Linked DNA regions of Mus musculus: regions 2 and 3 are each linked to region 1. The links are chromatin loops, found by intact Hi-C in ENCODE. Cell type or tissue: heart. All regions are shown on one strand.

Region 1 (8,000 bases):
CAGTACTTTGTGTTGTAGACTGGAAGAACACACAGCCACATGCAGCCTTTAGCTCTTCTTCCAAGTCCAGAGATGCCCAAAGGTCATGGTTCAGAACTCAGCGTCCTTCCAAGCGCATATGCATACTAACTTTGCTACAGATGATTTTGTATTGGATAAAAGCTGACTTGAGGGACTGCCTTTGCTTATAAAAGAAGAATTTAACTATAAAAAAAAATTCCCTGCAATTAAAGACTTGGCTAGAGTTAGAGTTATGTGACTTCCCATAATGACTGAGAGACAGGTGTCTCAGGAAGTGGAAGCTACAAGAGACTGACAGAGCTTGACAGGCGAAATGCCACTGACCAGGATCTCGTGGCCAGCATAGTCGAAGTGGTTTCTTGATTGGAGAGGGTATAAAGAGATGGACAGAAAGGAATGTCAGAGACTAAAATAACTGACATCATTATTCATTGTTGTGAGTGCATATAGTGTGTGTGTGTGCGCACGTGCATGCATGTAACATGGCACATATGTGGAGATAGCATGGCAATACTATGGAGTTGATACAATTCACTCATATTTACATGGACTTGAACTCGGCTCACTAGGCTTACAGGCCTTTACCCACTGAGCCGTCTCCAACCAAAAGTGGCATTTTGACCATGCAAGGGAGAATGAATGACCTTGTTTCTGGGTTCTTGGGCAAGTGTTTATACAACCATCAGAAGTACCGAGTGTCATTGTTACCAGTTCTGTGGAGCTTCACACACACTGCATGGCAGCAATCCAATGTCTGGCCAAGCCGCAAGCAGTTTCACCAAGGCTTTGAAGCAGCAGTGTGACCCTCCCTTTCTATGGCAGATTTCCAATGAAATAGATCAGTAGTCAGACCCACTTTGAGAAGAAACTGACCTCCTGTGTTGGATGCTTCCTACGACTGAATGATAGGAAAGCCTTTGGTTTACCAAGTGATTTCACCTGGTCTCACCATGTAGCCCAGGCTGCCCTCAGTCTCACCACACTCCTGCCTCTGTCTCCCACAGGCTGATATTACAGACGTGTTCCACCATACCCAATTTGGTTATTCTAGTTTTTCCTCTTTAAAAATACAAAACAAAACAAAACAAAACACTTACCTGCCACTGAAGGCATTGCAGATGTGGCTGCTGTGTCACATGTGCATCAGAAGGTGGCAGAGGGGAGAGACGCTATGAGTATGCTCAGTGTTCTTTCCTACGAACATCTGAATGATTAGCAGCCTAACTTACCTCCCTGAAAAAAAAGCAAGCCCGAGATAACCAACAGTCTGGTGCCATGGAGTCTGGACATCATGCAGGCCTGGAGGTGGGGAGGTGGCAGACCACACCAGAGATGACGCCTGCCTGGTGCCATAATGCATGGGCGAGGCATAGCACTCCTGAGATGAGTCTAGCACTCAGATACTCTGAGTACCATTAAGCAAGTAAGTGGTGGAGAAATGGAAGAGAGAGAGAGAAACAGAAGGATGTGGGCACAGAAGAGAGGCAGAACTAGAGACTCGAGGGTAGTGAGGAACAGCCTGATGTGAGTAGCCAGTGATGCCATCTGGAACCATGGTGGGGTCCTGGCTTGTGCTGCCACTAGGGGCTACATCTGGGTCCATGGCCCTGCAGCAGAAGGGGGTCTGTTACTACCAAAGACCAGGCAGACACCTAATTCCTAGTTTGGGCTTCGGTCTGGGGAAATGTTGATGCATGAGGGCTGTGTGGAACTGGCCTCATCACTTGCCTGGGCATTGTGGAAGAGCTGGCCCTAGGGACACAGAACAGGAGAGCGGAACCCACCCTCAGCCAGCTGCAGTACTTGGAAGAACCAGCCCCGCACGTTTCAGGAGTTGCAGGTTGAGCCAGCTCTGACAACACCAACATGGGAAAGTTGGCCCTGCCACTTGACTCTGGTGCAGTTTGCTTTGGCATGGACAAGAGAGATCTGGTCCTGGGGTCATGAGAGTAGGAGAGTGGACTCTTACCCTCACCTGTTGTAGCACTCAGGAGATCTGGCCCTATACCTCTACTGAACAACGCAGTAGAGCTAGCCTTAGCTGTGGGCATTGCAGATAAGCCAGCCCTGAGGGCATGAGCACGGGAGAGCTAGCCCTGCCTCTTAATGTCATTAATTGAGGTTACATGCCTATATGGATATGGATATACATATGGATCCTACACACATAAGCACAGCCTGCTCAGTATAATGTTACTTGTATGCACGTTTTCAGGGCTGACTGATTCGGATAATCACTTCACGTGATTTTCCTCGGGGAAGACTATTTCTACAGCTTGGCATTCCTCAGTTGCCTGTAGTTCTTTGTGTAGTGTTGAGGCCTCACGGTCTTTTCCTAGCAGTTTAGACATTCTTAAAAATGAAAAGATTCAGAAGTAGGAAGTCAGCCCAGTCTGTCAGCGGCTGGACGTGTCGGCATGAGGATCTGAGTTAACCTCCAGGAGCCGCTTTAGACAGACAAAGATGGGTGTGGTGCTGTGTGCTTGATAACTCTCTGCCTCTAGCCAGTCCTTGGTCTGGTGTCACAGGCTGATCTTGAACGCACAACATAGTTGAGGATGACCGTGTACTTCTCATCTTCCTGCCTTTACCTCCTGAGTGCTGGAGTTAAAGGCATATGCCAGCCCACTCTGTTGATGTGGTGCCGGGGACAGAACCCAGGTCTTTGTGCTTGCGATGCAGGTGCTCCATCAGCTAAGCTTCCAACCCTTTTTGCCTTGATGTCACACTGTCACAGAGAGGTTAGGTTCCCAGCCATCCACTGGAGGGTACCCAGTGCCTCTCAGAGAACATGACAAATGCGGACCTATGACTGGATCCACTCTGCCTGCTACTGCAAGGCAGTCTCCACTACGCACCACCTCCAGTTAGCTCATCGTTAACGCCACAGAACGGAGATCGTGTTTGTACGTAACCCTTCCACCTTCCTGATTTTTCCCCTCTCAGAAGCTACGATTGGAGCAAAGAAAAGACAGAATATTAAAATTCCAGTTTTGCATTGCTGAACTACTTTCCCAAAGACTCTGACTGGTTAATTCTCACTGAGTGCTTGTCTAGCACCCACCGAGTCTTAGAATCCATCTCCAGCACCATGTAAACACACACACACACGCACACACACACACACACACACACACACGTGCGCATATATATGCATGCTTTTTATTCCAGCACTAAAATCATTCCATTGGATCCAAATGGCACCTTTGAGAGACTTGGAGGCAGACAGAATGGCACATCCTAAATTTGTCTATGAATACAGAGGTGTAACTTTTTGAGGTATCAAACCCTTAGAGATCCTTGGTACCACAGCCTGGATGCGTGCAAAAATAAAAATATAACCTCTGGGTAAGCTACAGTCTCTGGAAGTTCTTTTTTGAAGCCACCAAGAGCTTTCAGCCTTCTTGTGGTGTGATGGGTTCTGCCCTCTGTACTGCAGGTTCATTTCCTGTTTACTCATGCAATTACTTGGTCTTTCATAGGAGGGGTTTCCGTTAACTTTCAAACTACATTTCACATTCAGTGTTGATGTCTCAGCTTCCAGATGTAAATCTGTGAGACACTACAAAGCATATCTCAGAGGTATTCTTGGTATAAGAGAAAATCCATACTGATGTCGATTATTGGTGGCCTGAGGAGCTGAACAATCTTTAGGATGTTTGTGTACTGATTTTTCACTCTTGAAACACCACAGAAGTACCTCGGTGTCTATAGAAAACAACTTAAAGACCTTGTTTCAAATAACGCCCTAAGATTATTTTTGTGTAGAAGACGCGGACTGTTTCTATGGAAACAGGTTTTCTCTATTTCGTTCCGCTGCTGCCATCTAGAGGACAGGAGAAGTACAGCAAGTCCTAATGCGTCATTTTCCCCTGACCCAACCCCGCACCGTTGCCTGCTGCCCTTGAGTTAGTACCGCCCTGCTTATCTCCTGCCCTTTCTCAGTTTACATCACAGGGTTCTTGCCCAGAGAATAGATTGATCCTGTCCAGCTGAGCACAGGCGGATGCAGAGTGAGCCTGGTGCCTCTCAGTCCTCTCACACCTGTGGCTCCTCTCTCATCACGGATGTGAAGTAGGAAAGAGGTAGTTGATGAACTTGCTGTGGGATTCTTGGTGCCCGGCAGAATTCCTATGGAGGTTGCCAGGCACTGGAACCTTTTAGAAGGATTAGAATGTCCCCTTAAAGAATTCCCTTGCAGGGCTGGATTGGCTACCTTGCGAGCACAAAGTGATCTTGGTACCTCCCCCAGTCTCTCGACCACGCTGTGTTGCGCTTCCTGTTCAGTGAGCTGAGCCACCAGGGGTTCTCACCTGAAGCTGGGCAGGTGGCCCGACAGCTTCTTGAAGTTTTTCTGTGTCCTAATCTGTGAGCCAAAAGAAACTGCATAAAGTGTACCGTTTCAGAAATTGTTTTAAACTAACAGGAAGTGAACCTGCAGGCTTCCATCTCATCTGTTTTTAGGAAGAGACTTCTAGATTGAATACATAAAAGCCAAGTGGCAATAAAATTATGCATATCTCAGTTGCTCCATCAGTAATGGCACCAAGGCGCCTCAAAGTCGATACACAAGACGCTCCTCCCCAGGGATACCCACTGCCCCCTGGAACTTGCTATAATAGAGCATCCGTACCATTTTGCAGAAATTATTTAATTTTCTGCCTTCCACACAAAGCTATTGGCCTTCATCTGCTGATGATTGTTGTAGCCCTTACACCGAATAGACATCCCATGAGCGTTGTTAATGAATACATGAAGAGTATAGTTTAAAACCTTTAAGTTAGTTTCACCAGTTCTCAGAGTAGTTTAGTGTGGAACATTCCCATAATAGCGTAATTGCAGGTCAGTAGGCAGCCACTTCTGACAGGTGTGAGGTTACAAGGCTGGAGCCTCTGATCTGTCATTAGCTTCTTTACACCATCCCTGTCATTAGAAGGTGTGTTTGGACAAATTGTAACAAGTTTCTTAAGTGCAGACCAGCCGCAGTGCTGAAGCAGTAACACCTCTCTCCCCAGCATGGGGTAGTTAAACGGAGGGCTAGTTGGAGAAAAGCCACGCCCACTGTGAGCCTAGCAAAACAGTCACAACAATGAGCGAAGTTCGGACCACCAAATCAGGTGTGGAAGCCAGCCACAGCCCTAGGACGTGGGCTTCTCTCAGATAACCAAAGCCAAACAGTAAAGTCTAGGCAAACAGGGTCAAATTAACAACAATACAAACCACAGGGGAATTCCAATCGCAGCTGAGTGCAGAACAAGTGGGTCTACAAGTTGACTTTGATTCCCCAGTCCGGACCCCCTCTCTCCACCCACCCCACCCCTCCCCCTCCAACCCTCCATCCCCCACCCCCACCTCAAAACAAAAGGCACCCTGGGTCCTTCGTACTGGCAGATTACAGTGTCAGAGGCTGTGTTAGTGAATGGTCTGTGGATCAAAGGGACAGAATGGAGATACAGTTCAAGTAGCCAGAATTTTTTATATACCCCCTCCAACGCCCACAAGAAGACGGGTGGACCTTAGACTCACTATGCTGCTCAGGTTGGCTCAGAACTCGTGATTCTTTTGTGCTGGATGTGTGTACTCCCACACCAGGACAGAATTTAGTACTCGTAAAAAGTCCCACAGTGGTGGCAGGGCACAAAAGTGATGTAATTGGGCTACAATGTGACGTTAGAAAAATGTGCAATTGTTATAAATTCAATTATAGCTTAGACTTTAAGCAGACTTCTCTGGGGAACTACTAGCAATTTCAGTGGATGACGTCATAGCCCTTCCTTCCTTCCTTCCCTCCCTTCTCTTTTTCTTTATTCCAGTATGCTATGAGAGTGATGCAGGCTGTCACCCTCTACAAGACTGGCTGTTGGGACTGTCACTACCCTTAACACACGTGTGGCTCAGCTGTGGCCCTAGCATCTTCCTCCTGACTGCCTTCTTCACCACTTGTGGTTTTTAAAACAAACAAACAAATAAACAGGGTTCAGGGTCAGGTCCTCATGCATGCAAGGTGGGCACTTTACTGACTGAGCCTCTATCTATCTAACAATACCAACATTATCACTATTTTACATTTGTCCATTTATTTATTGTGTGTTTGACATGAATACTTGTATGGAGGTCAGAGAACTTGTGAGAGTCGATCACCTGCCCCTGCAGACCCACCTCCCTGGCCTCATCATCGCTATTTTCAAATGGTGAACAGTTACAAATACGGAATAAACATCTGCTGCCTGTTCGCACCTGTTTGCCTTGTTTTCTAGTCTCTGTTTGAAATGTGCATCATCATCTGTTATATTGTGTGGAAACAATCACGGAGTTTCCCTGCTCCCCAGAAGGCTGCCTGCTGGAGAGGAAGCTGCAGGGCTCTGAGCACACAGCTCTCTCACTGCACCTGATGCCCCTCTTAGGTAATCCCATCCGGGCTTTGAATCCTACCCATCCTCTAGCATAGGATGCTCGGATCCTGTACTTAGAGCCTCACTGTGCCCCATGTTCATGCAGTTATCTCATTTCTTCTTAAATGGCTAGCCATGGACTGCATCCCCTGTTACTCCCCCCATCTACCTGGCTTTACCCTGACCATAAATGGTCCCATCTTTTGACTGATTGTCTTTCAAATGTGGGTAGTTGGTTATTCTTTTTCTTCATCTTCAAAATTTCTTTCTAATCTGAAGCCTAGTGAGGCGACTCCCTGGGTGAAGAAGGTACTTGCTGGGGATGCCTGGAACCCCCTCCCCCCAAAAGGTCCAGATGCAAAAGCGTGCATGACCAAGCCAGCTCAGTCAGTCAACAGGTTCTCCCTCCAGCGCAGAAGTGAGGATTAAAAAGAAAAAAGTCAATTAGACAACATTGTAACATGACCCCAGCCAGTTCTGAGGCAGGTTTATTTTTTCCTAATCTGCTTTTATACCATTTTAATTACATGCAAGTACTAAGATCAGTTCTAGGTTGAGGAACAAGCAAGACAATAAACACAAATAGTCAAGGAACAAGCAAGGCAATAAACAAAGTCCCATGATCACTCCCGTGATCATGGTTTCTAAGGGCTTATCAGGATGACCAAGATATCTAAGCCTACTTCCCTGTCCTAGCCCAAAGTCATATTCTTGCCTGAAGCTACTTCTTTGTTCTAGCCTAAAATTAGATTCCTGCCTGAACTTACTTCCCTGTTCTAGCCTAAAATTAGATTCTTGCTTAACCTTACTTCCTTGTCATAGCTCAATGTCAGATTCCTGCTTGAAGCCCATTTCCTTGTCCTGGCCCAATGTCAGATTCCTACCAAGTGGCCCCCAAACGCTCTCCACACATTTGAATCCAAACATTCGAAGCCAGCAGGTCAGCTGGCTTGAAGTATGCACACTAACAGAAGCAAGAGAGACCCAGACTAAAAACAAGAGAGAAGGAGAAAACTCACTTCTGAAAGTTTTAGTCTAACCTCTACACGCGCACACAGACACAGACACACAGACACACAGACACACAGACACACAGACACACAGACACACAGACACACACACACACACACACACACACCAAATAACACATGTCTAGCCAAGCAGCTCTTGACTGAAGTAGAAGTTAAAAGCTGTTTGATTCTTTTTCATTCCCTGTGTCCATATTCTACACAGCACACAGAAAGATACTTTCAAATTGTAAATTGCATTCCTCTGCAGTCAGAGTAAAACCTAAACTTTCATGTGAAGCCCGCCTCACTCTGCTTCCCAATTCCAAAGCCCCTCTGTGCAAGTTCATTCTCCATAAGGTTTGGGCCTCATTTTTTCCATTCCATGGAAACATCTACTTCCTCAGCTTATACAACACTTGAGTCATAGAAATCTGAAACGAGGCCTGGGCTGGGGTGCTCCAAGCCTAGAACTCATGAAAACCATTGTGCGTGCTGGCACACACCTGTAGTCCCAGCACCAAGGTGAAGAGTCAGGTGGCTCTCAAGGGCTTCCTGGCCAGGCAGCCTAGCCTACTTG
Region 2 (8,000 bases), 680 kb before region 1:
TGGATCTTATTAATAAGCCTTGTCCCTGCCCCATCTCCAAATAGCCTGCCCAAGTCCAAACCACACACCCTGCTTCTCAGCGTTTTAAGCTTGGGAGGTAGGGAGGGAGAAAAGAAGGAAGGAAGGGTTGAGGACTTGGCCTGGACTCAGTGGACCTAAGCTAAGTTGGCCCACCCGGCTGGCTGGCTCACAGGATCTCGAAAGACTCACTACTTTACAAAGCAGGGCGCCCAGCCAACCCGCCAGGGCTCAAGCCTGGATGCCGCGGCTACAGACCCAAAGCGCCTGCCACGCCCCTAAAGGGTACAGCGCGGCTGGGGAGATCCGGCGGGATGCCAGCCCCAGGAGGCTCTGCCTTCTTGGAGATCTCAGTCCCTGTTTGGCGGCCTTCCTAGTCTCCAAAGGTGGAGGGGCCTCCTCCCGGCTGGCAGTCCTGTGGCGTGGGATTGGGGCCGGGGCTCAGCCACCTGCGGCTGCAGAATCACAATGCAACCGAGCATGGGTGGCGCGCTCAAGCCTGGCTCACTGCTTTTTGCTCAACCTGGCTGTGCATTCTCCACCGACATGGCTTAGTTGCGGACTTAGTGGGCTGCACGCCTGTCCCCTCTGACCTTTGCCTAGGTTTTCTGTCCGTATGCTGGAGAGAAGACTCCTTCGCCGACAATTCTTCCACACTCCGCAATGGCGGTTGTCTAACCCTTTTGCAGTCCGCTTCCGAGGCAGGACCTGTTCTTGGTTTCTCTACTCTTCTGCTTCGCGAGACAGATGACCGCAGCGCTGGGACCCAGGACGCCCAAGAAGCGTCCCCCAGGCTCCTCGGTGCGCGTGGGGGGTCGCGAGGCTAGTCTCAGGTTGGGATTTCCCTAACCAGGCCTAGCCTCTTCGTGGAAAAAGGGTGGAGGTGCCGAGGCAACGGCTCCTGAATGTCCATCATTTCGACCGACTGTCGGGTAGATTTCTCAAAAATCCCCTCTCGTCCGAGATCCGATCCCGGAATCAGATGAGAGGGCACGTCATCGCGCGGAGCAGCTCCTTTAAAAACCATCTTGGATCCGCTAATCTGGAGCAGGAATAAACACACCCTCAACAGCAGATTTGCAGGGATATGGCATTAAATGTGCAGAATGCTATCCTGTTAGGATATGTTAAGCTAGTTTCTGATGGCAAGCCCTAACCTTGCTGATAAAAGTTAAAACGGCAAACATGTCCCCGAAGTAGGAAATGGCCATTTTGTTCATTTGTTGATTTTTTTTAAATTTTAAACTAAACAAACCAACATTTCCCGCTTTGTTGGGAAGTCAGAGGCTGTGTTCTTTTTGTAGCCGGCCTTTCTGAATCAGTCACAAGGCGGCTACTTTCCCTCCCTCGCTGACAGAAGTTACAACTCTTTCTTACACAGACAGGTTTGGAAGTATTAAATAAAACAAATCAAAACTGTTTCCAGGACAACTTGGAGTCCTAACCAATAAAATGTATCACAGACCAATCTTCCCTGAAATTCTACATTGATATCAAAGTAGAAAAAGACACCTGTTTGGTAGACAATAGCTGTATTTAACCGATTGCCAGGAAGGAAAAGTTTGATCAAGAGTGGTTTGAGGCGAGGGAAGAGGAGGGGAGGTAAATACTTGAAGGAGAGACAGGACTTTTAATTACATTCTGGAATTAATAATCAAATATAAACGAGTTACTTCATCCACTAGACACCCAAGCACTTTATATTTGGAAACCTTGTATCTGAACCGCAGCTGGCGCTTAAGCGAAGCACTCTCTTCGCTTTAGTGTTATTTTATGAAAAGCGGACAAGCGGAAGAAGCATTTTTTTTTTTCTATTTCCCTGTAGTACCATCGCTTAGCCTTTAAAAGAAGACCTCAAACCAAGCCAGGATGCGGGTGGGGGAAACTGGGGTGTAAGGAGGAATGCCGTTTTTTAAATAAATGAAATGGAAAAGAATGTAATCTCTTTGGCTTTTGTTGAAGTATAGTTATCTTTTCGGGGCATAAAAACTTGTTTCCGCACCCCCACTTCCTTTTCTGGGGGCAATAAAGAGTTTTCTTTAACCCCAGGGCAAGGGCTGAAGCGGGTTCGGGAGGGCGCTGTGTATCTCCCACTGCGTCCAATAGGGGGCGCTGGCGTGAGACCGCGGAGTCGCTTCTCTTCTGAGCTGCTCCCGGCCCGACCGCGACAGCCGCTGGCGAGGTCGAGCGTAGAGCTTTCGTCTTTGCGGATAAAAAGAGATTAAAGGCTAAATTCTTTTTGGGTGGTGTGTGTGTGTGTGTGTGTGTGTGTGTGTGTGTGTATGAAGAGAGGGTATCAGTTTTAACCAACTATGAAAATGTAGAGCTTTGATGTTCTTGTAAAGAAACTCCTATGGGTTGTAAAATTATAAGGTTTCTGAGCCAATACGCAGCTACACTGTGTGTGGAAATTATTTAATTAAAAATATATTTTTCATACGTTCATACGTTCCTTTAGAAGTACTTTAAAAGCTGACGCTTATTCTTCTGGCTGGCCTGTTGACCCTGCCACAAGTTTCTAATACTTTTATTTTAGCTGTGTTGAAGGCCCTTCTGTTAATTCGAAGTGGAAAAAAGAGACTCAAATATTTAAATCCCTCACTAAACAGTTACTGGTCTGTTTCCTTCCATACTTTCTTTAAACGCGGCAGTTATGTGATGGACACATTTTACTCTGTTGGCGCCTCAAAGACAGGTATAAATGACAAAAAGGAATTCTAATAGGAAAAACTGGGTGTTGGGCCACATAACCATCGTTAGTACAAGAAGTCTAAATAAAATTGTAACCCCACCCACACCCACCCCAACTTAAAAAAAAAAGAAAACCAACCAACTACCCTTCACCTGTATTTAAATAGCGTGTCTTTAATTACAGCGGCGGGGGTTGCCTGAGGCTGGAATGAAATTAGCAGTCATTACCGTCCTTTAACTCCGTGGTGCTTTGATCAGCACTAGATTAGTTTTGCAGTTCTAACAAAGGCTCTACAGCAAGCAGTGGGCTGTAAATAAGACCGCGCGACCTGCCCTCAACACCTTTTCTCTTGTCAATCATAGCTTTATCATTCAGCCCAAGATTAACCTTTATCTACCAAAATTTTAAATAAAAAAAAGAGGGAAAAGAAGGAGGAGGAGGACGACGACGACGAAGAGGAGGAGAAAGAAGGAAAGGGAGGCCCCTGGCCACTGCACGCCTAGGTGACAGAGGTCCTCAGGAGCCTCCTTGAATTGCGATGATGGGCGGGTGTCAGGATCCTCAGACTGGCCTTCCCAACCACACTTCTCAGGCTGAGAAGCCCCCCTCCCCCCACACTGCTCATCCCCACAGGGCCTCGCTCCACGAATCAAACAGCCAGCCATCCTCAGCTTGGAGGCAATACGCGCGCCAAAAATCACCTGTACTAAGTTTCTGGACGGAAAAATACCTATCTTTTCTACTAAGTGCAGAGCAAAGCAAAGCAAAGCAAAAACAAACCAAATCAACCAACCAACCAACCAAACAAGCGCAACAAAAACCACAGCTTCAGCAGCTACAAAAAAAAAAAAAAAACCTTTGCTGAGCGTGGGATGGCGAAGGTAATGTCGTCCGATTTGTCATTAGAGGGCGCCAGAGAGTAGCCCAGCGCCCTAGCCAGCTTTTCTCAGCCCTCCCAGATCCCAGCCTCGTCAGCCTCTGTATTCCCTCTCAGGTAATATTTCTTGATGATCCTGCCCCCTTGCGTTTCTATCTCCCTCTATTCCAGTTGCATAAAGAATGAGGGTTAGTCATGTCCCCTGTCTCACTTTTTTAAATTCAAGCTCTCTTTCACCCCAATTACAGCACACCCCCACTCCCCCAGTCCCAACAGGGATCGAAGTGAGCCCTTCAGCATCTAAGTCACTGCGGTCTGCACAAGGATCTTAGTAGGAGAGCAATACTAGAATTTAACAGTTTTAAGATGGAAACCCGAAAATTTTCATTATTGGATTTACCTATAGGGACTCACAGACGTTTAGTTTTTGCTTAAAAAGAAACACACACACCCCTTTCATACATACATACAGCACCTTGATTACGTTCAGACCTCAAAACTATCTGCCCCAAAGAGAATAAAATGTCACTTCAATTCTGCATTTGTTAAAGAGATCTTAATTAGCATTTAATTCCCAAACTTAACACCTTCTGACTTAAATCGGCCTGTGTTAAATAACTGCTACACAGGGTGGGTATCCAGCTCTCTTAAAGGTCACACAGACACACACACACACACACACACACACACACACACACACAAAGAGGCAGAATGAGAGGAGAAGAAAGTGAGTGAGTGTGTTGGGGGGTGGGGAGAGGTAGCTAGCCTTGAATGTCAAAGTTGGGTTGCAAGCTACTTACGCGACCATGCCAGATCAGGGTGTTGTCTTGTAGCAGTTTGATTGGCAGGTAAAAAGCACTGAACGTGAAGGCTCCGGAGCCTCTCGTCAGCCCAAGCTGGATCACTCCTCACCGGACAGAACGAGTTGAAGGAGCTCGCACTTCCCCCCTCTTTCTCCATCCAAAGCACGGAGAATCCATTTAGGCTTTTCTTCGACCAGTCTCTCCCATCAGCGTCCTGCCTTCCGCGCACCACCTTACACCAGCCTCCAAGACCTAGTCTAGCTTTGCCTCTGCAATCCCCTGCAACAAGAAAAATCGTTTATGGCTTAAAACCCCAAATGGCTGATTTTTTAAAAGAGAGAGAGAGAGGGAGAGGGAGAGAGAGAGAGGAGAGAGAGAGGGTGAGGGGGAGAGAGAGGGGGAGCGGGAAGAATGCACCCAGAGAACAACAAAAAAGTCAGTTATCCTAACACTGCTCTATCCCCCACCGTACAGAAGAATAAAAAAAAAAAAACAAGCTTTATGTTTTTCAGTGGGTATTCAAAGATAATTTGATGCCATTGTTTCTGCTACAGATGGTTCTTTTAAATACAATAACACGGTTCTTTGTGCAGGCTACTCACAATAAAATCCAAAGCGTTCCCCTGAATAACCATTTTGTTCTCTCTTGTATGGGGCCAACAAAAGATTCCGTGAGGTAATGGGTTCTGTTTATTGAAGCCCATAGAATAGGGGGTTGATAAAGATTTTTTTTTTTTTAAGCAGAAGACCTTGGAAGGTCGGGCTGATCTCTTCATATTTTTTATTAAAATATTTGTCCAATACATTATTCCTTGGTGCAGCTGCAAGCTTCCTCCTCAATTCTTAATCAGCCCAAACATCTGTCTCTGGAAGGCTTTAAAAATCTGCATGCAATTGTATCAGTAGTGCAGTAACCTTATGAAACCCCAAATCTTCAGGCTCACTACAGTCTTGAAGGCAACGCAGTTTCAACTGCCTCTGGGGGAAAGGACGGTTGGGGGGAGAAGAGACAGGCAATCCCAGTTCCAGTAACTTAAGGAAATGTGGCTTTCCTCTTCCCAGGCTGGCGGACCATGCTACCAGATGAATCAGCCACACGTATCTCAACAAGGGCTTCTTCCATCTTGAGATGTGCCTCTTCCATGTGCACAGGAGGGGAGGCATGGCTCCCCTCCACTTCCCCCCCCCCACCCCCCCACTCCAAGCTGGCCTTCCTCTCTGCTAATCTAAAAATCCTAGGCTGGGAGCCTAGGCTGAGAGGAAGCAGTTAAAGGTCTCTAACACCCAGTGAATCCTACTCTTAGCTCTCTTTGATTCATTCCTAGCTACTTGTGACTTTGAAGGGTCCTGGGATCGGACTGATGGCCCACCTCCAGCCGCAGTGCCCCACTCTCAGGGTGGCTCTTCCAGCCATCTGCTCCCTTTCTTTCAGTTGCTTCCTCTCACTTAGGAAACCCAAACATGAAAACTCAAAGAGGGTCCGAATGAACCTTGAGCAGCGCCCCCACAATGGGACAGGAGACACTGCAGGGAAGTGGTGAGTTTGGGGCGGACCTTTCTGGCTACATGGAGAACAGGCTGCTCTTTAGGCCTGCAAGAGCCCAGAGCCACAGACTATACTCTCCTGACTTATGCCGTCAGTGGTGTAACAAAACCTTGGCAGCAAAATCATTTTAGGGCTTATTTCTTAATAATTTAATTTCTAAATTATTTGAGACAGGGTCTCACAAGGCAGCCCCAGTTGGCCTGGGACTCACTACACCAGGCTGGCCTCGTTGCCTCTGCCTCCAGACTGCCGAGATTAAAGGGTGCACCATCATGCCTGGCTTAAATTATTTATCGTATAAATTGTTGAGATAAGCAACCTAATAGAAGTCTGAAAAGAATAAAAATTGTGGCACAACTTTAAAAAGTTAAGCATTTCTCTCTCTCTCTCTCTCTCTCTCTCTCTCTCTCTCTCTCTCTCTCTCTCTCTCTCTCTGTATTTTTGGTACAAAGTAAAAGGTTTCCCAGTGGCCCTGGTTGTCCTGGAGCAAACTCTGTTGACCAGGCTGACCTTGAACTCAGAGATCCTCCTGTCTCTGCCTCCCCAGTGCTGGGATTAAAGGTGAAGTTAAGCATTTCTTAAGACTGGTTGAAAAAAGTGAGCCCCATTTGGTGCTGTAAAGCTCAATCCTAGCATGCATGAGGTCATAGGCTTAATCCCCATTGCTGCCAACAAGAAAAGACCTTGAGCCCGTATGAGTGTGTGTGCAGGGAGGGAGGGATCTTTATGATTGCCTATGGAATGTGTGGGTATTTTCTATTTGGGGCACTGTGGGAGTGTGTGTGGCACCATACAATCAGTAGGAACACTTCCAAGAACTGTGGGGATGAGGAAGGCAAGTGTGACTTGAATGCCCACGTTGTCATAGCAACTGATTCTGGAAAGACCAGAGTGACCATTGTACCTCTCTCCCTATGTTTCCACTATTTAGATTTACAAGGATGTGGTCAAAGTTTCCCCATTTTTTACATGGACTGAAAGAAGACTCAAGCTGATGACCCCTCTCCACTGAGGAAGCTGAGATTAGATCTGTACCATCCCAGCCCTAAGAAGTTTGAAATTAGTTGTCCCTTGTCTCCTGGAAGCAATCAAGAAGGTGTGGCACATGCTTGTTTGTGTTCGTGTGTGTGTGTGTGTGTGTGTGTGTGTGTGTGTGTGAGAGAGAGAGAGAGAGAGAGAGAGAGAGAGAGAGAGAGAGAGAAGAATGTAAGTCACCAAAAATCTAAAAAGGGTTAATGCAAGGGCTTTGCACGCAATAAGAAAAAAGTCCAACACTGAGCTAATTAAGGAAGGGAGAAAATGTTCCAGCAAGTGATGGCTCAAAGCCATTGCAGATAAGAAATCTGCAGTCAGTGGGGAACTACTTATGAAGGAAAGAAGGAAGGAATGAAGGAAGGAAGGAAGGAAGAGGGGAGGGAGGAAGGAAGGGAGAGAGGGAGGGAGGGGGGAGGAAGGAAAGGAAGGAAAGAAGGAAGGAAGGAAGGAAGGAAGGGGGAGGGAGGAAGGAAGGAAGGGAGAGGAGGAGGGGGGAGGGAGGGAGGAAAGGAAGGAAGGAAGGAAGGAAGACGGGAGGGAGGAAGGAAGGGAGAGTGAGAGGGAGGGAGGAAAGAAGGGAGGGGGGGAGCAAGAAGGGTGGAACAGGAAGGAGGAACAGGAAGAGGAAGGAGGGAATGGTAGAAAGGAAGAAGGAAGGGTTTGAGGAGAGGAGGGAGGAAGGAGAGGGACAAAGCTGACTAGTCTTCCGCCCCAACCACTGTCCCCACGCTTGGAGCAAAGAGCCACGAAAAGGTTGCTAGAGGCTTGGGAAGCAGTAGCTGCTCTCCGGGTGTTTAGATGGGCTCTCTGGGACCTAGGCTAAGTGGCACAGGTCTTCCATTGGGAGAATGGGTGAGGTTTCTTCAGAATGGGAGTGGCTAGCCCTCTGCAGGAATCGTTCCGTTCAGTATGAGGAAGGAAAGAGGGAGGGAAGGAGGAGAGAAAGGTGGAGAACCTTGTGATCTAGGAGGCAGCACAGATGGCAGCCAGCTTATAGACAGCTGGCCTGTGAAGCCATCAGCTTCCCTC
Region 3 (8,000 bases), 330 kb before region 1:
GTGTATAAGCACACACTGACCTATATACCACTCACATATGTTTGCTATTACCATATAAAATTAAATAGATATTATTGTGTCATAAAAATAACAACGTAAAATGATCCATGCTTGTCTTTTGCCACCCTGTGGTTTACTGCTAATCACAATCATTAAACATGTATCAAGGCTCAGTGGGTAAAGGGCCTGCCACAAAAGCCTAAGGACTCAAGTCAAGTCCCCAGTATCCATATAAAAAGCGGGGTGTAGTGGCTCATCTAATCCCAGCATTGTACAGACAGACATAGACCATTCTTTGGGGCTCAGCTGTCCTAGCCTAACTGGGACCAGTGAGAGGTTGTCTTAAAAAGCAAGATGAATAGTACCTAAGGAATGATAGTCAAGATTGACCTCTGGTTTCCATACAAACACACACACACATACACCACAAAAGGTAAATAAACCAACCTTAGCTGTTGTATGACTTCTGTAAAGTATCTGACATTAAAAATGAATCTTTAATCTCAAAGGAAGGAAAACACCTTACATGGAAGTGTAAGCAGTCTTGCTGATATGTCTTCATGTATGTCATTTAATCTGGGGATTTCAAAGTGTTTCTTGAAATATACAGAAGAAATTGAGTTCAATTCTGCATCCTATAGCATCTCGCTCAGCCTAAACACATAGCAGTTAGTGTGATGAATTTTTTTTCTCCACTTATCATAAGCTAGAATCATCTTGGAAGAAGGAACCTCAGTTGAGAAAATGCCTCCATCAGATTGGCACATGGATCAGTCTGTGGGGGTGTTTTTAATTATTGACTGATGGGGGACAGCTCAGAGTACTGTTAGTGGTGGTACCCTTGGGCAAGTGGTTCTGAGTGCTGTAGAAAGCAGGCTGAGCAAGTCATAGGAGCAAGGCAGCAAGCAGCATTCCTCCATGGTCTCTGTACCAGTTCTTGTGTTGAGTTTCTACCCTGACTTCATTTTCATCATGGACTGTGATTTGGACCAATAAGAAAACAAGCAAGCAAGCAAGCAAGCAAGCAAACAAACAAAAACATTCATACATAAAGCAATTAACTAAGCAACCAAACAAAAACCCTTTTATCCCCAAGTTGGTCACACGGTGTTTAGCACAGTAATAGAAATCAAACTGTAACAGTATGTAACAACTGCTTACATGTCAGCCCAGTAATGGAGGCAATGGTGTGCTCAAGCAAACTCAAGCTCATTTGCTAATAGATAGCTGAGCAAAAAGGCAAGCTGACTGTAGGATACCACAGCTCTCAACATGTCAAGACACCAGGTTTCAGTCACAACCAGTCCACAAAGATTTTGGTGACATTGCTGCTCAGAACTTTCTTTGAAAAAGAAAGGACTGTCACTAGAAGGTTCTGGGTCCAGAGCTCTGTCTAACTGATCTCCACATGCACAAATCTCACTTCTGTTTGTAAAGCAGACAAAGGTTTCAGAGTGCTCACTCAAATCCCCATGCCTACACAGCGTCAGAACCAAAGGGTGCTCTTTGTACACTGAACACAGATATCTAACCTGGTAGAGGATTGAAGGAGGGGGTTGAGAAACTGGTCCAGTCAGAATGGTTCTAATGGAAGAATAATGATCCACTGCATAGCATCATTAATGAATCTGGGTTTTCATTAGATTTATCAAATAGATTTATCAAAAGTTACTAAAATTTGATCATTTAGTTTCCAAATATTTTATATTAGAAGTATGTCTGTATTATGTGCCTTGACTTCTATCAAACATTTTATATTGAAAATAACCTTTCCTTATGCTCATGCTATCAATGATTATTTTATACAATACAGGCATGTAACATTGGTTTTTTTTCTAATGCTCTGTACATTAACTAGGCCTAAACAGTACATATAGAATTTTAAAAAGGATTTATAATAGATTTATATAGTATTTAAAATAGGATTATAGAATTTAAAAAATTTACCCCAAAACAATGTAGCTTACTTAGAAGGTGTGAAGTTTAGTTTTTATATAAACTCCTCATCCCATTCCTTTTAGAGTTCTAATTTACATAGCCATAATATAGCAACTAAAAATCAATAAATTGCTTTGGTATCAAACTGTTAACTGAATGTCAAACTTCACACAAATGTCACCAGTTTTTCTATTCATAGCCTTTCTTTGTTTTGACCTAATACAGAACCCTAAAATTGGTCTCATCTGTCTCCTTAGTCTCCTCGATGAGTGACAGATCTTATGCTGCCCTGTCTGTCATGACCCCGTTACTCTTGGCCAGTTACTGGTCAGTTACTTTGTAGACTTCCCTTTTATTTCCCCGTCTTTTCGAATGATTCTATTGAGGTTAGAGATGCTAGACCCTATCTCTGGTTCATCTTACCAGGGGGTACATGATATGAAAAATCTTATCTCTGGCAGGTTCAGCCTGGTCATAGGTGAGATAGCACAGGCTGGGGCAGCTCATTGTTAACCGCTTTCCCACTGTACTTACCAAATTTCTCTGATTTCCTCTTACTTCAGAGTGAGGTGTCAGTATCAGGCACCGTTAGCACCTCTAGCAGCTTGCTTTTCTGATCTATTACAGGCTCAAAAATCAAGAAGCGATAGCCTGACAGAATTCTAAATCCTTTTAGAAACTGTGCTCTGAACAAAAGTTTATCTCAGACTTGTGAAGTTGTCTTTTTTTAGTACTTAGGCTGTTTTGTAGTTTCACATATTTCTCAGTCTGGGGTGTTTTCCTCTGGAATCTACATCATCGTTCGTAAGCTTTAATGAGTAGCCTTCCAAGTGGAGCCCTCCCTGGGAGGGACTTACAGATCAGATGTAGAGCCCTTAAGACAAAACTGGGGTTGAGCTATGGCCAGCTCAGAAAGTGGGTTTACTTCCCACTTCCCTGTCACAGAGGCCGTGACAGAACATGGACACAGGAATGTGGAAGCCATCGATTTCATAAGTACCCACTGCGTCAGCCGTGAGAGGACAGTCTGCTATAATACTCATAAAACAAGTGCTATCTCCTGTTGACACACGCTAAGTACTCTTTCTAAATCTTTAAACCTTACACTCCCAGTTCCAAATCAATAGGCTGAAGGACCAATAGACGACATTACATCTTCGTGATGCTACCCACATCACGGAAGAATATTTCTGGAATGGTCTTTTTCCCCACAATGCCGGCAAACCCACACCTCCTCTTGTTTGTCGGATTTCACTGAAACTATAATTTCTAAATATTTCAGAGAATAGTCCTTTTCTTTGTGCCTTACACAGCTCCCCTCCATTTAAAAGTTCTATGTGAATTATATACATTTCTACCCAGAACGAGCTGCATTTCATGTATAGTTAGCATTTATCATATGCTTAAGGTGTTTTTGTTTATATCGTTTTTATTTGATGAGGTTAGACCTGGCCCATTCCTCCTGGTTTATACAAACTGAGTAAGAACCCAAACATTCTCAAACAGCATGTCTTTAAATATGTGCATGGTAGTTATCTGTCTCCCTAGTGCACAGTTCATAAAGATGATTGAGTTGGCTGTTGTTCTGTTGTTTAATATGATAATTAGGCAATCACTAAATCTTACACTTTCTTACAGAAAATGTTAACACACATTGAGAAAACCAAAAGCAGAGAGCTGTAATCTGGACGATAAAATGCATTACTCTGTTTAAAAGGATTGTTTTACAGGCACAATTAACAATCAGCGGCCACAGTGTAGACGGTGTTTTGATGCCATCTGTTGGAATAAGCCTTCTCACTCTCTGGAGTGAAGCTATAATTTTCCGTTTACAGTTTCATTAGGCAACACGCAAGATTAACAGTCCCCCAAAGCAGAGGAATTCAGACACTTCCACTGTTACAGCCTCCTATAAACAGTTAGTTAGTAAGCTACTGAAATTTCCTGGAAATGCTATTAGAGAGCAGGCTGTGAGACCACACATTTCTATCTTGGTTGCAGCCTTAAAATATGAACAGTTCAAATGCCAATGGCTTCTCTACTCTTAGTTTTAGTACTGAAGATATGATTGCCACTCTCTTGCTTATTTCTGATATCTATTAACTAATAAAAATAATCTACCTAGGCCTAAATACCCTATAACAGTATGAGTGAGGAAAGTTAGCAACCTGCCCAATGTAACACATTGCTGTTTATTGTTATTAGACTATTAAATGTCAGATCAAAATCTCTGGGGTTTCTAATACACTAGAGGGTGCTAGCTCTCTATGTGTATACAGTTAGAAGGCAAAACTTTTACCATGATTAGTTTGGGGAATTACAAAAGTTGACCAAAAAAAAAAAAAAAAAATCCTATTAGAGTACATGGGCTGTGCTGCACATAAAGGAAAGAAGGAGAAGGAAAAGGTTTATTTAAGTCCAATAAGACTGAATCAGCAAGGGTCTAAGAAGAGAATCTGCCACCAAAAAGGCAATATCACTATAAATGCTGGTATCAATATGGCCTTTCTCTGTGACTGGGTCATTAGCTGCTGTCTCCAAACCTGAATGAAGTCCGCAGCTCATTAGACACAGAAGTATGGACTATGAGCTTCCGGGCTACCTCTCATGTGGACTGCTCTACAAGGGCAAGCCACCAGGCTAGAGGAGGCTTCTTATTATAGAAGTTGGCTTCTGCTCTCAAACAGAAGATGTGTGTTGTGACTCAAAATGAGCTCAGGACACTGTCCTTTTAGATGCATATGTAAAGAGTTAATGTATTTGCAGAATGACTGGTTCTGCCAGGAAGAATTATCATAAAAATGGCAGTGATGTTTACTTTTTAACATAAATTAAGCAACTTATGTGAGATTCTCTTCCATTGATAGGCTGTTTGAACAGTCTCAAATGGGAAGATATCACTGTGAAGATCTGAACTTATGTTCTACAGTTGACTGGTTAGTCACTCCCTAAGTAACTGATGACTTTCTGCAGGTCTCGACACAGCTGCAGAGTGAAAGTGTGCAGCTCACAGATGCACACAAGCATAAGCACACACGTGAGTGTGAAGAGACAGAAATAGATTTACATTGAATAGCTTTAAAAAGAGACTCAATCCAACAAGAACTTCATCACAGATTCTATCACATGTATCTGTGGGGTGTATGCCTTTTCTTTCCTTCCTTTGAGTTTGGTTTTCTCTCTTGAAAAGACTAGCTAACAGCATTCTGGATAGATAGACTCAAGCCCAGGGAAAGTGAGGTTGCTCACCTGCAAGTTTCTGCCCTCAGAGCTGGGCTGGAGTTCAAACTGTCCAAATCTTCGGAATTTCATTCTCAAGGTCTAGTCCAACCTCATTTTGCTTTCTCCTCTTTTTTTTTTTACTCCAGGAACCAAAATACATTCACATGGTCTCTCTAGTCTATGGGCACATCATCCAAAGGTGTTTTAAATGTCTGAATTTCCCCCTGCTCCTGCAGGTCAAGTGGGAATTGGGAGACTGAGTGTACCTTTGCCCACACCAGTAGGGGCTTTCCCAGAGCCTTTTAACATTCTGAAACATCTAAAAAGTGCCCAAATGAAGGATGTGTCCCATCATCTCCTGTCATAACAATTCTGCTTAGCAGAAACAAAGCCATGAACTTCCCAGAACGCAAACACGAAAAGACCACTATTTGTGCTTATATGCGCTAAGCAAACACATAAGAGCAATCAGTCAAGACCCTTCAAACCTAAGACTACCAAAGACAGTCCAATGATCACAGACACTGCTAAAATATAAACACTGGTGTCATTTTTATTATTCTGTGTCTGAAATGGCTATTTTTGGTCATCAACTTGACACCAGGAATTAATCTAAACTGAAGCTGCTAGGTATACCTATGAAGGATTTTTCTTGATTGGATCATTCCAGGTAGGAACGCTTGCCCTAAATCCATATCTTTTGAGATGGGAAGACACACTCTAAATCTGGGCCATCACTTTTGATTACTCCCTATACAAGGGACACGGAAGAAGGAAGCTCTCTCTCTTTGGTTGTTCTTTCTCATTCTCCCTGCCAAGTTGACTCCTTTTACTGTGATTTGAGCCCAATTCTTCAGGATTCTGGCATATACTGAAGACCAGCTGACACATTCAGCTTCTTGGACTGAACAACTGTTGGATTCTTAGGCTTTCTATAGAGAGACAGCCATTGTTTGACTAGCTAGACCACAGTCTATAAGCTACACCTATAGATAGATAGATAGATAGATAGATAGATAGATAGATAGATAGATAGATAGATATAGATGATAAAGATATAGATATAGATCCATCCATACATGCATACATGCACACACACACACACACACACACACACACACAGTTCTACTAGTTCTGTTTCTCTAGATAACCCTGACTGATACAGTGTAAAGTGTCCTGCCAGAATTCTACCTTGCAGAAGTACTCTCTGCAAATACATACATTTTAAAACACACACTTAAAAGGACAGCATCCTCAGCTCATTTTGAATCACCATAGAGATTTGTCATGGATCAAATTTGCATCCTCTCTTTGGGAGCAGGGGCAAAATCTGCCATTGTAAAGCATGGAAAGTGAGTGGAAGGCAAGAGAGTGCCTTTCAGATGGTCAGAGCTCTCAGAGGCATCAACTCTGATGACCGGGGCCACTCTGCACAGGGGAATCAGAATCTTGCTGTGCTCTTCCCATCTCCCCAGGGACAAGCCAGCTTATGGCATTTATTGGACTTATTCTTGAGTCTGGACTACTGGGGCTCATTTCTAATTCTGCCCCATGTTAGACTCATCACCATATGTAATCTACTTATTCTGTGCCTCCATGTTAATTTAGAACTTGCCATTTTTCATTTTCTGCATGACTAATGCTCCCTGTCTCCGTCACCATCATTTTAAAAGTCTCCCAGTGGGCTTCTAGCCTCAAAAATATGTTCCCAATATGACTTCTACCAAGCTCATTTGAAATTCGATAAAATTAAAATTCACGTAATGACTTCACACTAAACTCAAGTTCCAGTCCTTATAATAGCTTAAGCGGTCCACATGCTGCTCCGCCTGTTGGCCTCTGGGACCATCGCCTTCCCTCCTCATCTGCTTTGGAGCATTCAACATCAGATCTTGCAGGACTTGCAACATGCAGGACTTGCATCTGAGCTTTTGCCAGAGTGGTCCAGTTAGAACCTTCCTTCAATACCTGCCCTTTGATGGGCCTTCTATTTTTCTTTCTCATAGGGTGACTCTTCCTCTGTTTAATAAGCACACACTAATCCTCGTCTTCGCTACTACTCCCCAGTGCTCCTGCTGACCCAGCTTGCCCTATTATTCTTTTTCATGCCATATCTTACTTTTCAGTCAGTATCAAATGTACTAGTTTAATATTGTTTACCATCTTTCTTCTCTAGGTTCATAAGGCAGGGGCTTTCTCTATTTTGTTCATAGCATATTGCTTACAGTTTTCACTTTAAAACATTTCAGTAAGTATGATCAGTAAGATGCTGGTGTCTATTAGTGGCTTTGTTGCCCTGCTATGGAGAAACTCAATTTTCTTCTGCCCCCTTTCTCTTTCCCCCTCCCCCCCCCAACACACACACTGCTAGGTTACCATATGTAGTTTTGTTTTTTGAGATAGAATTTCTCTGTGTACCCCTGGCTACATGTAAACTTACATGTAGACCAGGCTGGCCTTGAACTCACAAAGAGCCTGCCTTCCTCTGTCTCCACTGAAATTAAAGGGGAGATTAAAGACAAGTCCACCATGGCCTGGCATGGCTGTTTCGTTTTGTTATTTTTGTTGTTGTTGTTGTTTAATGTTTTTTATGTTATTTTAAAATTCCAATGCCAAGATGGTTTTACTTCTTTGGAAGTTTTTGGCCAGTGAGGTCCTGTAAACCCTCAAACCTCACAGGACTTTGTTTTGCCATTGATCTTGGTTACACTCCAGAACTTGATTGCAGTAGGCTGTTCTTAGTGAAGATACCACGTTCTTGAGTCTTAGAACACGATGAAATGAGTCTGGTATGGACCTGGAAGCTGCATCCCTAATGGATGATAGTGCTTTAACAGTGC

Evidence for each region. Hi-C counts contacts between places; a loop is a spot of excess contacts. Peaks named below come from ENCODE experiments on the same cell type or tissue, not always from the same donor. Only the 100,000 strongest peaks of a DNase experiment are listed, where the experiment ranks them.
Region 2: a loop joins it to region 1, with 5 times the contacts of the local background. A loop is called at or near these places in 19 of 42 quality-filtered maps.
Region 3: it touches region 1 in a loop (2.4-fold over the local background); 3 of 42 quality-filtered maps call a loop at or near these places.

Annotation. Positions count from the first base shown.
Region 1 is chr3:33,952,318-33,960,317 of GRCm38, reverse strand. It overlaps Gm23175 (a small nucleolar RNA gene), which reads left to right and starts at 1,118; the gene lies at 1,118-1,249. In heart, no CTCF peak of the experiment used is centred here; a DNase peak (open chromatin) is centred at 3,887; H3K4me3 peaks cover 934 bases.
Region 2 is chr3:34,635,027-34,643,026 of GRCm38, reverse strand. It overlaps Sox2ot (SOX2 overlapping transcript (non-protein coding)), which reads right to left. Exons shown (of 5, transcript NR_015580.2): 3 at 4,388-4,669. Mir1897 (microRNA 1897) reads right to left here and starts at 4,563; the gene lies at 4,485-4,563. In heart, CTCF peaks have their summits at 2,093 (motif pointing right) and 3,625 (motif pointing right); no DNase peak of the experiment used is centred here; H3K4me3 peaks cover 1,839 bases; H3K27me3 peaks cover 5,746 bases.
Region 3 is chr3:34,283,784-34,291,783 of GRCm38, reverse strand. No RefSeq gene overlaps it. Among named protein-coding and RNA genes, the nearest start is that of Gm52623, 21 kb to the right of the region's middle. In heart, a CTCF peak has its summit at 4,183 (motif pointing right); no DNase peak of the experiment used is centred here.